Linked DNA regions of Homo sapiens: region 2 is linked to region 1. A link is an interaction called in ENCODE POLR2A ChIA-PET data of the cell type or tissue named here. Cell type or tissue: OCI-LY7. All regions are shown on one strand.

Evidence for each region. Peaks named below come from ENCODE experiments on the same cell type or tissue, not always from the same donor. Only the 100,000 strongest peaks of a DNase experiment are listed, where the experiment ranks them.
Region 2: POLR2A ChIA-PET joins it to region 1 with 6 read pairs; 6 of 35 experiments call an interaction of 5 or more read pairs at or near these places.

Annotation. Positions count from the first base shown.
Region 1 is chr7:70,025,794-70,030,793 of GRCh38, reverse strand. All of the region lies in intron 2 of AUTS2 (activator of transcription and developmental regulator AUTS2), which reads right to left. Among named protein-coding and RNA genes, the nearest start is that of AUTS2, 430 kb to the right of the region's middle. In OCI-LY7, no CTCF peak of the experiment used is centred here; DNase peaks (open chromatin) are centred at 583, 693, 1,863 and 2,683; H3K4me3 peaks cover 1,034 bases; H3K27ac peaks cover 2,221 bases.
Region 2 is chr7:69,972,270-69,977,269 of GRCh38, reverse strand. All of the region lies in intron 2 of AUTS2 (activator of transcription and developmental regulator AUTS2), which reads right to left. Among named protein-coding and RNA genes, the nearest start is that of AUTS2, 380 kb to the right of the region's middle. In OCI-LY7, no CTCF peak of the experiment used is centred here; no DNase peak of the experiment used is centred here.

The DNA of each region.
Region 1 (5,000 bases):
GTCAAAATATTCTAAAGTGAGACCAAGAAGCTCTAAGTCTAATTTGAAAACTATGAACGTTTTACTATTATACACCAGAGTTTTGGGTACAATGACATGGGCCATAAACTGGTTTAATCCATAGTGTATGACAAATACTAAGAGGCTCAACTCACCTGCCTTTATTAAGTATAAGAGAAGGCTAGTCCTTGTCTAATTGGTTTCTCCCTTTCAAGAAGGAGAAGGGTATATGGTGAATTCTGAAGTGGGAAGCCTGTTGTTTTCTCTGTTTTGCATATCTGAGAATACCAAAATGAGTAGCCCAAGGATGTCATATGGGAAACTTTATGCTTCACAGCGGAAAACTGGCCTGCCCCTCCAAGGTCATTACATCATTACCACGGGTCTATTCATGTGATAAGAATATTAATTTAAAATAAGTCTGAGCTTTAACAAAGAAACCTCACACCTGTCAAATGTGACATTATGATGATGTTCAGAAGAACAACAGAAGAGTAGGTGACAACTGGACTGTGGCAGCCCATGCTGTATCACATTCATTGTACAATTCAATGGTTTTCACTTCACAAGGAAATGCCCTCATCAACATGGTCACGTGATGCAGATAGGGAGGCCTTATCCACAACAACACCTGTGATTCCTGGTGTATTTGGGCCAATCATGGTAGTCTCATTCCATCATCAGTAACTGGTTTGAAGTGTGAGAATGTGATACAACTTTGGGCCACTGAACTTGTGAGTAATCTGCTGAGATTTTCTGGAAAGGTTTCCTTATACCTAATGAGAAGACATGCAGGTGTGTATCTTTGGATGTGGCAGCACCTGGAGCTTTTGCAACAAACAGCTTCTAAAATGATGTGTGGTTTGCACAGTAATGACACAGGCCAGAGGTTGGTAAATTATAGTCCACCTGTTTTTGTAAATAAAGTTTTACTGGAACTCAACCATTTACATATTTTTCATATTACGATTGCTGTGGTAAACAGATCCAACACAGATAATATGACCAGCAAAGTTGAACATATTTAATATTTTTCCCTCTGTAGCAAAAAGTTTGCTGATCTCTGATTCAGATTCACAACTAGTTGTTTTTTTCTAAATATTTCACCAATATACTTACTATACTTGAGTAGCAGTACATCTATATGACAACCGCAAAGTATTCACTTTCTTTCACTTTTAAGGTTTAAAACCTAGTTTTAAGAATTACATTATTGTCTCAGAACACGAACATTCATGGGACAGATGGAAGTTACTACAGTATTTTAGCAGAAGCATCTTTTGGATATAATCCAATTCAACAAATGTTTATTGAGCTCCGTATGTCATAATATAAGTTTCAATAAAATACCATCTCCATACTCAAGGAGCTCAAAGAAAAACAGGTGAACATCTGAAATCCACAAATAATCTGAAAAGGGGGAAGCAGACTGTGATAGGTACCCTTAAAAATAAAAAACAGAAAAAATTACCACATCGCAGAGACAGAAACATCACGTCTAATGGAGAATATTAAAAAAAAAAAAAAAAAAAAGTATCCCTGGAAAGACCTGAGGATTTGCTGTGTGTCTGGCACTGCTCTGAGTGCTCCATATTTAACTCTTAAAACAACCCACAAGGCAGATACTATCACTGTTTCCATTTTACAGTTGAGAAAAATGAGGCACAGAAAGATAAAATAACAAATGCTCAAAGTTTTCAAGCTGGGCTGAGATTCCAGCCCGTCAGTCTAGCCCCAGAGTGTGCACTCCTGTCCTATTCTCTGCTACACAGCTAAAGGGCACTTTACAAGTACCCAAGAGAGGGAGCCTTTGAGGAGTATTACTCAGTAGTCCTATGTAGCTAGAGTACAGTGTTTGGAGTAAAAGAACCAAGTAGGGGGCATACTGCTGAAGACCGTGAATCTTCAGCAGAGGAGTCTATTCTCAATTCGCAGGCAATAGAGAGCCTTGAGGGATATTCCTCAGGGTAGATAAGTATTTCATGTGAAAGGGGAAGTAGGTTATTCTGACTGAGACAAAGTAACAGATTGAAATCAGAAGATTATTAAAATCTAGTCAAGAAGCAATATGGCAGTAGCATTAAGTAATAGTAAAGAGAGAGAAAAATATTGAAGAGATGTGAGGGCTAAGGAGGAGGAGGAACAAACAAGCACAGAGGTTTTGGGCTCAGGTGGATGGGAACATCCACAGGATATGTCCATAGAAGTGACGACACCAGAAGAAGGAGCTGCATTGCTGGAGAGTAGAGACAAGATGCTGGATACAATCATTAAATGTGAAGTGAGTCAGCCTGTCAGAAACGCTATGCTGGAGCTGAGGCTTCATTTAATACTTAAAACATAGAATGATCTATAAGAAAAAGTAACAGTCCTCTGCACAGCACTTTCTAAGGGAATCGACCAGGACACTGGACCTGCCATCAAGTGGCCAGGTTCTGTCCCACTGGGACTCCTACTCAGAAATCTGCATTATGAAACTGCCAGGGTGACATAGTAATAGGGATAAAAGATAGAATGCACGAAGTTTAAGAGGTTCATAGAATGAGTAATGCGTGAACTAAACTTGGGAGGGACCTGAAAAGACACAGAGCAGAGAGGGAGGAAGCCAGGTGAAAAAGAAATGAAGATGAATACAGCTGTGTTGGCAGGAAGGAGAGGGAAGAAGAGAGAGAGTCAGAGAGCATGCAAAAGTATGCACGTGTGTGCAAGCAAGATGAGGGTGGGGGGGGCGGACAGAGCGGGAAAGAATATGAACAGTTGATGAATGTGTGCAGAAGCCTATCACCTCATCAAGATCAAGCCACAAAAGGACATTATGACTGTCTTAATTCCACTTCACATGAGGCCTTACTGAAATAAAGTTCTCCACCCTAAATAGTTTCTTACTGTTCAAAACAAACAAAAAAAAACACTTAAAGCAAATTAGAGTGGGTCTGAGTTCCTTGTACTTAAACAAGCCAGAAGAGAACACAATTTCCCATATTTCCCTGAGGTCGATCTAGGTTTAAACTGCATAGATTAGGTAAAGAACAAACATGAAGAGTCTTTCTCATTCATTAAACTAATGATAATCCTATTTCTATTATATGATAGTTCACTCTCTGAGGTCAATAGAAATGTATGCATTAGGAACATAGGCTTGATCTACTTTATGCCTTATAATGCATACCATGAAACCAGTACAATGTTTTTGACAATGTGTATCAAAATGTAAAATGCCTTTTCCTGTTTTATATAGTGTCTTAAGTTTAGTTCAGGCATTTCCAGCAAGTTCCCAGGTGATGCTGCTGCTGCTGGTCTGGGGACCACACTTTGAGAACCAATGACATAGGGGCTGGATGAAGACTTAGTAATGGAGGCAAACCCAAGGAAACACGAGAAGTGAGACAAGTCAAGGAAGAAACACTAACAAATATAAACATGTAAAGGATATCCAAGAAAGAGGGGCCAATAAAAGATACTAGCAGTTAGACCAGTATGAGGAAAACCCGACAAGGCTAAAATAACAAAAACCAACAACAGAGAGTTTCCAAAACGAAGACATCAAAAGAGTCCCTAAGTAATTCACAGACAAATACAGATGCTCCTAGACTTATCATGGGGTTATATCCCAATAAGCCCATTGTTAGTTGAAAATATCAAAAGTCAAAAAAGCATCTGATACACCTGACCTTAGCCGAGCATACCTTAAATGGGCTCAGAACACTTACATTAGCCTACAGATGGGCAAAATAATCTAACATAAAGCCTATTTTATAATAAAGTACTGAATATGTCACACTTTATTGGATACTGTACTAAACGTAAAAAAAAAAATGATTTTGCACCAAAACTATCATAAAACTAAAAAATCATAAGTCAAACCATTATAACTTAGGAACCATCTGCACATAGTATCACAGTAAAACTAACCACGAATAAGCTTCAACAAGCCAACATCTTGGCATCTGTGGGGGTTTATCTCCTGACCAAGTCCTCTCCTTCAGTTTCTCCCTCCTGTACTGCCCATTTACAAGAAACAAAGGAGCACATATGTATACCCATTCAGATATATTAAAGAAGAATATATTAATGTCTATTTCCTTCAAAATAGCAGCCCTCACCTGCTAACTATCAAGCTCCTCAAAGATTCACACAGTCATCTAAAGTTAGGAAACTTTCCCAACTTGTCGAGACAAAACTCACAGAAGCTGATCTGCCCAAAATTTGAGTTGGCAAGGTATGAGGCAAGCACCATCCACAAACATTCAAATCGTTCCATGCCAAGCTATAGGAAATGCCAACCTAGATCTCCAATTAGGCCTTGGAACAACAAGTAAGCTCTTCCTCTGTGTGTGCTTTTTAACATCCTTCAGCACTGCCTCCCATGTGTGCTGTAAGGAGCCAACCTCCAGAGAGGGAACTCACAGCCTGCTCTCACCTCTGTCTGCCCAATTCCACTTCAAAGTGCCAACAGCCTAGAAATAGCTGCTGGCAGTGACTAAAGCTAGGCAAGGGAAGGTAGAAGACAATGGCTGGGAGCTACAAAGAAGGTAAAGAGTATTATTAGAACTAGTGTCTGCTCATGAGGCCAGATCCTCAGTGAAACTAAGGAGCGTTTTCCCTTCTAGGGAATATCTGGCTAAGGGCTAAGTAAGTAGTAGTAGGTACCACCCAAAGCCTCTGGAGCCAGACCTGCAGCTGCAGCGCCCATCTTCTGTGACTAATCCCTGTGAAGGCTGAGCCAGCACATTAAGGGGTCTGGCAGCAGATAACAAAGCAATCCATCAGTGAGAAAAATAGGCCAGAGGGCACTGGGAGGTGACACTCCTTACAGCTTTTCGTGCCTAGTTCAGAAACTATCTCATCTTCTTAGGATAGTCTTTTAGTTGTACACTTTGAAAGCTGTAGGAAATGCCAACCTAGATCTCCAATTAGGCCTTGGAACAACAATAAGCTCTCCACTGTGTGTGCTTTTAACATCCTTCAGCACTGCCTCAGCTCCTTCAGCATCCTATTAA
Region 2 (5,000 bases), 54 kb after region 1:
GAAATAAACCTTCACATACATGGTTAAACAATCTTTGACAAAGGTGTCAAAGCCGTTCAATGGAGAAAGATAGTTTATTCAACAAATGGTGTGGGAAAACTGGACGCTCACATGCAAAAGAATAAAACTGGACCCTTTACACCATATACAAAAATTAACTCAACATGGATAAAGACCTAAATGTAAGACATAAAAGTATAAAATCACAAAACTGCTAGAAGAAAACATTGAGGAAAAGCTTCATGACATTGGATTTGACAATCTTTCTTGGATGTGACAACAAAAGCACAGGTAACAAAAGCAAAAACAGACAGATGGAACTACATCAAACTTAAAAACTTTTGTTCATCAAAGGACACAATCAACAGAGTGAAAAAGAAACCTATGGAATGGGAAAAAATGTTTCCAAACCATATGCCCGAAAAAAGGTTAAAATCCAGAATATGTAAAGAACTTCTGCAACCAAACAATGAAAAACAAATAACTGATTAAAAAATGAAAAAAAGTTTGAATAGAAATTTCTCCAAAGATAATACACAGGTAGCCAACAAAGATTCTCAACATCACTAATCATTAGAGAAATGCATTATCCCCTCAGATCTATTGAGATTGCTACTATCAAGAAAAACAGAGAACAAGTATTGAAGAGGATGTGGAGAAATTAGAACACTTGTGCACTAATGGTGGGATTGTAAAATGGTGCAACTGCTATAGAAAACACTATGGAGGTTCCTCAAAAAATTTAACACAGAACTACCATATGATCCAACAATCCCACTTCTACATACATACCAAAAAGAACTAAAAGCAGGGTCTTATAGCATCACTATTCACAATAGCCAAGAGGTGGAAGCAACTCAAATGTCCAATGGATGAATGGACAAACAGTATGCCGTATATTCATACAATGGAATATTATATAGCCTTAGAAAGGAAGGAATCTTGTCACATGCTACAACATGGATGAAACTTGAGGATATTATGAAGTGAAATAAGCCAGTGCCAAAAAGATAAATACTGTATATTCCATATTCATAAGGTATCCACAGTAGTCAAATTCAGAGAAACAGAAAGTAGACTGGTGGCTACCAGGGGCTGAGAGGAGCAAGGAAAATGGAGTTGTTCAATGGGTAAAGAGTTTCAGATTTGCAAGATGGAAAACTTCTGGATATGTGTTTCACAGCAATGTGAATATATTTAACAGTATTGAACTGTATACTTAATAACCGTTAACATGGTAAATTTCATTAAATACATCTTTACCAGAGTAAAATGCATTTTTTTTAAAAATCAGCTGGGCGAGATGGTTCAAGCCTGTAATCAGAGCACTTTGGTGGGCGGATCACCTGAGGTCAGGAGTTCAAGACCAGCCTGGCCAACATGGTGAAACCCTGTCTCTACTAAAAATACAAAAATTAGCTGGGCATGGTAGCGCACGCATGTAATCCCAGCTACTTGGGAGGCTGAGACCCGAGAATTGCTTGAACCCAGGAGGCAGAGGTTGCAGTGAGCCGAGATCATGCCACTGTACTCCAGCCTGGGGGACCGAGCAGACTCCACCTCAAAAAAATAAAAATAAAAAAAAAACAATTAAAAAAATTCAACGGATGGGCTCAAGACCAGGTGGAGGAGAGTAAAGAATCAGTGAACTGAAAGAACAACTAAAATTACTCATCTAAACAAAAGAGAAAAAAAGAGACTGAAAAACAAAACAAACAAACAAAACAACAACAAAAAACAGAGTATCAGGTATCTGTGGGATTATAACCAAAGATCTAACAATTGTGTCTTCAGAGTCCCAGAGAGAGAGGAAAAGGAAAATAGGGCTTTAAAAGTACATGAAGAAATGATGGGTGAAAATTCTCAAATTTGGCAAAAACAACACCTACAGATTCAAAAAGCTATGATAATACAAAACAGAATAAGCTCAAAGATACCCACACCAAGACACATCATAGTTAAACTTTGCTAAAGATAGCAAAAAAATCTGGAAGCAGCCAGGGAGAAAGAAGTCATGACATCTAGACAAAAGAAGGATAGTGGATGTCTCATGAGAAACCCTGAAGGCCAGAAGAAAGAGAACAACATTTTTCAATGGCTTGAAAGAAAAAGAAAAGAAAGAAAGAAAAAGACAAAAGAAACTGTCAACCAAAATTCTACATCAAGTGCAAACATTCCTCAGTAAGCAACAGGTAATCAAGACAACCTCATATAAAAATAAATAAATAAATAAATAGTTACTGGGAGAACTACCCTAAAAGAATGGCTAAAGGAAGTTCTATTTTTAAAAAAAAATAGCTAAAAGAAAGGATCTTAAGTCACTAGGACAGAAGAAAGAGCAATGATACAGTAACTTGTAAAAATGAATCAACTCTATGCTATCCATAAGAAACTCTCTTTAAATAAAACAATATAGGCAGCAAAAATTAAAAAAAGATACATGTGATTGTTAAATTTATGTGTCAACTTAAAGAGCTGGTAAAACATTATTTTTTGGTATGTCTGTGAGTATGTTTCTGGAAGAGAATAGCATTTGAATTGGTAGACTTATTAAAGAAGATGCCCTATTTGGGCACGTGGACCTCATTCAATCCATTGAGACCCAAACAGAACAAAAAGGCAGAGGAAGGAGAAATTTACTCTCTGTTTGAGCTGGGACATCCAAATCTCCTGCCCTTGGAGATGGAACATCAGCCCTTGTGGTTCTCAGGCCTTCAGTCTTGAAAAGAGATTTACGCCACTGGACCCCTCATTCTCAGGCCTTCAGAGTCAGACTGAACTACACTCTCCAGCTTTCCTGGTTTTCTAGCTTGCAGATGGAAGAAATAATTAAGATAACAGAATAGAAAAAAATAAGTTGAAAACAGGAAAACAAGAGAGAAAAATCAATGGAACACAAAACTTGTTCTTTGAAAAAAATCAATAAAATTGACAAACATCTAGTATGACTGACACAGAAAAAAGACACAGACATTATTATCAATATCAGGGATGAAACAAGGAATATAACTATACAGACATCAAGAAGTCAATAAAGAATACTATCAACAGTTCTGCACACTTAAATTTGACAACTTAGATGAAGTGGACCACTTCCTTACAAAGAAAAACTACCAGAACCCACCAAATATGAAAAACAGTAATTTAAGTAGCCCAATAACTTAAATTAAGAAAATTTAATTTCTTAAATTAACAATATCTAAAAAAGACGTTTCCAGACCCAGATGGGTTTCCACTACAGAATTCCACACAATGTTTAAAGAAGAATGAAAACCAATTATACATAATCTCTTCCAGCAAACAAATAAGGAGTGAACACTTTTAAATCATTTTATGGAGCCAGTAATATCCTCATAATAAAACCATTACAAAAAGAAAATTACAGACCAGTATTTCTCGTAAGTACAGATGCAAAAGTCCTTAACAAAATATAAGTAAATAAAATTGAGCGATACATACAAAGAATTATACACATTGACTAAATAGAACTTTTTCCAGGCTTGCAAGAATGGTTCAATATCTGAAAATCAAGCAATGTACTCTACCGTATTAATAGGCTATAAAAGAAAAACCTAATAATTATATCAATTAACACAGAAAAAGCATTTGGCAAAATTCTACATCCATTCATGATAAAAAAAATCTCAGAAAACTAGGAATAGAAAGGAACTACTTCAATTTGATAAAGAACATAGAGAAAAATCCTACAGCTAACATTGTACTAAACAGCAAAAGACTGAATGCATTTTTCCCCAAATATCAGGAACAAGACAAGGATATTCACTCTCACCACTCTTAGTTCACACCGCATGAGAAGTTCTACTCAGTGCAATTAGCCAAGAAAAGGAAATTTAAAAAGCATAGATATCAGATAGGAAGAAATAAATCTGTCCTCATTTGCAAATGACATAATTGTCTATACAGAAAATTTCAAAGAACTACAAATAAGTTCCTCAAACTAATAACTCCATTTATCAAGGTTACAGGATACAAAAAACAACATTTGAAAATAAGTTGTATTCTGTATACTAACAATATGCATGTAAAATCTAAATTAGAAATACAATACCATTTCAAGTGCCCCCCAAAAGTGATAGTTATAAATCTAATTCATATAGGACTTGTATGCTGAAAACTACAAAATGATAAAAGAGATCAAACAAGATCTAAATAAACGGAGAGACAAACCTCTTCATGAAGAGAAAGACTCAACAAAGTACTTAAAAAAAAAATTCCCAAAACCAATATCCTGGTTTAACACAATTCTTATCAAAACACCGGAAAGATTTTCTGTAAACACAGATGAGGTTATTATAAAATTTATATGAAAAAACACAGGTACTATTTTATCTTAAGCAATTTTGAAAAAGAATAGCTACAGTAATCAAGACTTTTTGATCTTGGTAGAGGAACAGACATTAAATCAATTGAGGAATAGAGAAACCCAAAACAGACCCATTTAAGTACAGTAAACTGATTTTGGACAAAGGTACAAGAACAATTTAATGGAGAAAGAATAGTCTTTTCCATAAGTGGTGCTAAAACAACTGGACATATACAGGAACGTGCACACACACACACACACACACACACACACATGCACGCACACACACACAAAGAAAAACTTTGACCTAAGTTTCATATCTTATAAAAAATTTATCTCAAAATGGATCATGGACTTAAATATGAAATATAAAGCTTTTAGGAAAAAAGGAAAAGAAAAATCTTCAGGATCAAAGGATAAGCAAAGAGTTTTAAGACTTGACAATAAAAGCAAGAATATAAAGGAAAGGATCCATACACTGGACTGCATCAAAGTTTAAAACTTCTACTCTGAGGAAGACTCTGAAAGAGGATGAATAGACAAGCTATAAATTAGAAGAAAATATGTGCAAACCACATACCCAATAAAGACTTACTGTCTAGAAAATATTAGGAACTGTGAAAAACTCAACAGTAAAAATTTTTAAATCCAATTAGAAAATGGGCAAAAGACATTT